Regions from separate parts of the Homo sapiens genome. Here region 2 is linked to region 1. A link is a contact called in ENCODE Hi-C or POLR2A ChIA-PET data. All regions are on one chromosome and are shown on one strand. The core of a region is the stretch at or near the end of the contact, and the rest is flanking DNA. Distances in the headings are between cores, read along the strand shown. Region 1 holds the start of MACORIS (macrophage enriched lincRNA repressor of IFN-gamma signaling). Region 2 has its middle 76 kb from the start of MACORIS.

The links. Hi-C counts contacts between places; a loop is a spot of excess contacts on that map. ChIA-PET counts read pairs that join two places held with the same protein, here RNA polymerase II (POLR2A). Pooled maps may share reads with other maps.
Region 2: a pooled map shows a loop between it and region 1 (3-fold over the local background). The contact joins the enhancer-like site here to the promoter of MACORIS in region 1. A Hi-C loop is called at or near these places in 5 of 168 maps with a recorded cell type or tissue (cardiac septum, gastrocnemius medialis, heart left ventricle and 2 more) and 8 of 50 pooled maps. POLR2A ChIA-PET finds 5 or more read pairs at or near these places in 1 of 52 experiments (Panc1).

What each region holds. Positions count from the first base shown.
Region 1 is chr10:31,706,163-31,708,720 of GRCh38, reverse strand. It overlaps MACORIS (macrophage enriched lincRNA repressor of IFN-gamma signaling), which reads left to right and starts at 1,274. Exons shown (of 2, transcript NR_184023.1): 1 at 1,274-1,415. RefSeq lists an enhancer at 836-1,025.
Region 2 is chr10:31,630,059-31,632,616 of GRCh38, reverse strand. No RefSeq gene overlaps it. Among named protein-coding and RNA genes, the nearest start is that of MACORIS, 76 kb to the left of the region's middle. Within about 2 kb of position 1,284, at least 3 of the 41 ENCODE cell types and tissues checked have a DNase peak (open chromatin) inside an H3K27ac peak, as active enhancers do; they include heart right ventricle and left ventricle myocardium inferior, where a contact is called at or near this core.

The DNA.
Region 1 (2,558 bases), core at 25-2,524:
CACAGCTGGAGAGGCTTACAAGGAGGCTCGAGCTGGTCAGTTTCAAGGTTTCTGGGCCTGCGTGTTGGAAATTAGGTCACCCTTAGTCTGCCTTGACAAAGAAGACACAGGACATTGGAGGGTGATGTGAGATGCAGTACACGAGGGTCTTACCCTCTCATCTCCCCCGGGTTCCATCACGACACCTGGACTCCAATCTGAACATCAGAAACAATACAAAGCACTTTTAAAAAATTAAATTCAGAGGTCGGGACAGCTTGGGCAGGACTAATTTGTGTGCTTGGCTGTCACAGTGATGGATTTGAGACAGATTAACCCTTGGGCTCCTGGGCCCAGCAGCCTGGGATTGGGTGGGGGGGTGCATTTTCCCTGCATGAAATTACCTTTGTGTAGGGCCCTCTGTCCCAGCAGATGCTGCTCCCTTCTGTTCCCTCACACCCCTGGGCCAACTGTTGTAAACCCCAGAAGAGTGAAAAGAAGCAATTGCCAAGATAAGAAAGCAGGCTTGCAACTGTGTTTGTCCTACTCCGAGTCATTCGGGGTAGGAAAGGGAAACACAGGATGTCTGACTTCCAGGTATTCTTGTAGGTTTTTACGGGGGCTTTTGTTTTTGTCTTTTCTTATTCTTATATTTTTTTAAGACAGCCCTGTGTGGTGAAGTCTCTAGTAAGATAGAAACCTAGGGCTTCACCAGTTCCCTCTGAAAAGGGTTTGAACTGGATTCTCTCAGACTCCCTGTGAGAAAATCCCAGCCATGCCCCCTGACCCTTGTCTTGGGGCTGTGGGGGCTGGGCTGGCTGCCTTCTGGCTGACACTCTCGGAGCAAGCAGACCATAATGAGTCAATTCTCTGCTGTCTGCTATTTAAAACAACGGGTTCCTTCCTGTTTCCTACGCGCTGACTGAGGCGTCTTCTGTGTTAGAAAAAAAAAAGAAACTCAGGAATAAAGTGCCTCCTCTCACAATGAATGGGCTACACATTTCGGCCCGCAGTGACACAAAAGCTCCTAACTGTTTCATCTGTACAGATGGCTCTCATTTGGTGTTGGTGGCATGACTCTGTGAGGTAATTTCCCACATACTTGGTCCATTTAACTGGAGGAGGGTAAAAACCTCCTCTAAGCCAAGTTAGAATCCTCCAAGAAATAGAATTGCTCTTAGCCCTGAGTGTGAAATTTTTGCAGAAGTCCCTGAATTGCAGATGTTCCCTCCAAGAGGGAAGGAGGGAGAGTGCGCAATCTCCCTGGTCTGAAGTGAGAACGGCCTATGCTCTCACTCTTTGTTCCCCTCCCCAGGGAAATCCAGTTACCCACTGGGAGTGAGCTGCCCCCTAACCCCGCATGACCCTGTTCCCCGGGAGGGGCAGCCTGGGGAGTGACAGGCATGACCTCGATGGTGGGCCAGGGGCCTCCTCAGGTGAGTCTTGACCTAACTTTGGCTCTTTCTCTATTTCTCAAACTAAGTGGGAGGGATGTTCAGAGGGAAGCCAGGTTCCCTTGGTTATGCAACACTTGAGTTGCAAATTTCAGTAGCAATATAGAAGGCAAAGCAGTTCTGGCTTTCTTAGCGACACCACCCAGCTTCCGGGTCCAGAGGGACACTAAGATGATTATCTCTCTGTGTGCACAGCTCGGTGACGCTGGGGGCCCAGGCTTCCTGGGGGAGACAGACCAGCCTTAAGAATGCTCAGGAATTGCTGGGACGTTGGTTCATTCACTCATGCAGCAAATGTACTGGTCCCTGGCACCAGCTGCAGATGCAGAAGATGAGCACGTCATGGCTCCCTCCTGCAAGAGCTGTCAGTTTTTGGATGGTGGGAATGTAAGAGACACATCAGGGAAGCAGGTTTCATGGAGGAGGTGCTGTTGGGCCAGGTCCTGAAGAGAAGGGCTAGGACTATGTTAGGCTGAAAGGGAGGATGACATTCCCAACAGAGGGAATAATAGGAGGAAAAGCACAGAAGACATATACATGTGGTATGTTTAATAAATGTAACAAGCATCAGTGTCATGTCTCAAGTGCAAATGTTGGCACTCTGTCAGGGACTGCACGTGTGAATAACTAGATGGGCGTGGCCAGAGTATGGTGTATATGTATGTGTGTGTGTGTGTGTGTACATGTGTGTGTATGCGTGTAGCAGGAGGCCTGTGAAGGGGTATAGGACCAGAGGCTTGAAAAGACATGCTAGAATCAGACTGAGAAAAGTCTGTTAGCAAAAGGAAGCCCAAAAAGAAGCTTTAAAAAGCTCAAGATCTACAAGAGTTGGTTGGTTCGAATGAGATAATCAGGCTTGTATCTTCAAGTGCTCATCCTGGATAACATCTGGGGAAGGGGTTGGGAGGGTGCAGTGGGCAGGAGGCTAAGGACTAAGTAGGAGTACTGGAGATGGGGACACCCCCTTTGTGCTTGGGGGTGGCATGGGGAAGGGGAGGAGGCCCCCGCTGGAGTGGCAGGAACGATATTGGAGCACTTACTGAGGTGCTGAACTTTGGAGCAGCTCATCCAGGGAAAGAAAGTGAGTTCATTGTTGTGAATTTGGGCTTCCAGAGGGACAGCAGG
Region 2 (2,558 bases), core at 35-2,534, 76 kb after region 1:
CATCTGGGGTCTCACTGACCATGGAGGGGACCAACCCTTCCAGGGTTAGACAATTCCCAGATAGTAAACAACTCACCTGTGAATGCGTTCTTTGCATACAAACCAACCAATCCAGAGCCCACACACCCAGCCAAATCCTTTATGGGGCCACTATCCACCTGCCCTAATAAACCCACGACCAGGTACCAGGCAACTGGGTACAGCACTGATATGGCTTGGTTCTGTGTCCCTACCCAAATCTCGTCTCGAATTATAATCCCCACGTGTCAAGGGAGGGACCTGGTGGGAGATGACTGGATCATGGGGGTGGTTCCCTCATGCTGTTCTTGTGATAGTGAGGGAGTCCTCACGAGATAAGATGGTTTTAAAAGTGGAAGTTTCCCCTGCAGTCTCTCTCTCTCCTGTCACCATGTAAGACGTGCCTTGCTTCCCCTTCACCTTCTGCCATGATTGTAAGTTTCCTGAGGCCTCCCCAGCCATGTGGAACTTTGAATCAATTAAACCTCTTTTGTTTATAAATTACCCAGTCTTGGGTATTTCTTTATAGCAGCATGAGAATGGACTAATACAATTGGTAAGGGACTTCAGTTGGGAGGATGTGGGAACAGGGTCTCTTTAATCTTTCTTATTTCTGTCTTTTCTCACCATTTCCCACCACCAGGGGTAGCTTGATGGGTAAGGGCAGAGGGGAGGTGGCAGACCTGAAGACCTGCCTCTAAACTTGGGGCGTGGTTTCCCCCTATTACTGCTGAACGGTGGAGGCCCTGCAGCCTAAATCAAGGAGTGATGATAGGCCTCTGGGTAATGATCCTTCATAACATGTCCTGACAGTGTTGGAGGCTGAGTGCAGTGACATGCAAGCTGGAAATCAGGGACTGCCTAGATACTGTGAGGGTCCAGAGAAGGGCCTTGAAGCCAGCCAGACTTGGACTTGTCTTCCATCTGTGTAATCTTAAACATGCTTATTAACCCTAAGATTCCTCAACTGTAAAATGGGACCAAAACACCGACCTTCCCAGGTTATTATTAGCATTAGATGACACAGTAATAAGGAAATGATGAAGTGCACACTAAAAGGAAGCTGTTGCATTTCACAGGACAGTTCTACAGAAAGGTGACAGTCTCCCAGAAGAGGCCTCCAGCACGGGTTGCTAATGTGAGGACTGCTGGTGTCCTCCTAGTACCCTGGGTATAGGATCACTCTAAACACTCAGCCTGAGAGACAAGGGGGAGGAGAGAACTGCAAGTCTTGACAAACTTGCAGAGTCCCTCCTTCCCTGAACTGGGAGATCTGCCAAGAGAGGCCAACGCTGACCTCTCTGTGTCCCGTGATATATCCTGGCACATAGGTGGGCTGGTCAACTGCTGGCATCACAGTTAATGGGATGTGCTCAGTTCCAGGAATCTGATAGTCAACAAACCAACCAGACAAACACTAAACAGATTTTACTAATCACCTACTGTGTATAGTGTACTAGGTTTACAGAATCTATGTTTATCCCTGTTCATGGACCAAATGAGAAGCTGAACTTTCTGGGTAGCAAGCAGGCTGGAAACTACCTACTTCTGTCAAGGGCTGAGGTTTCTCAGAGCACTGTGGAAGACAGTCATTGTTAACCTTTCGGTCAGTGGCTATTTTGGACTTTCCAATACAATTCAAACAAAGGTCATTGTAAAACATAAGGAGGAAAAGTTAGAACAATGTAATTTTCAAAGCTATGAGTTTCTGAGGAGAAAAACAAAAGTAACTGCATTGCTTCAATCTCACAAAGATGTTATTTCATAAAGATAACCATCATTCTGTTGAATTAGTGACACAAATAATTTTACATATTATTTTCTTGTTTATCTTAAACTTTAAAAGTAATATGTGCACCTTTACCTTGCACCATGTAAAAAAATTTACTCAAAATGGATGAAAAACCTAAATATAAAAGTTAAAAGTATAAAACTCTTTGAAGAAAATGTAGGAAGAAAGGTTCATAACAATGGATTTGGCAATAACTCTTAGACCTCACACCAAAATCATAGGAAACAAAAGAAAAAATAAACTGAATTTCATCAAAATTAAAAACTCTTATGGATCAAAGGACACAATAGCAGAGTAAAAAGGCAACCCACAGAATGGGAAAAAATATTTGCAAATCATGTCTGATTCGAGATTAACATCCAGAATATGTAAAGAGTTCCTACAACTCAAAAACAAAAAATCAAATAACTTGATTTAAAAAATGGACTAAGGACTCTAATAGACATTTATTCAAAGAAGAGATACAATTGACTAATAAGCATGTGAAAAGATATTAAATATCACTAGTCATTAGGGAAATGCAAATCAAAGCCAAAATGAGATATCACTTCACACCTATTAGAATGACTCTTATTATAAAATCCAGAAAATAGCAAGTGTTGGCAAAGAAGTGGAGAAATTGGAACCCTTGTGGGGTTCCCCCTCACTGGTGGGAATATAAAATAGTGCAACCGCTGTGAAATACAGCATGGCAGTTCCTCAAAAAGTTAAGTATAGAATTACCATACAATTCAGCAATTCCTGTCCT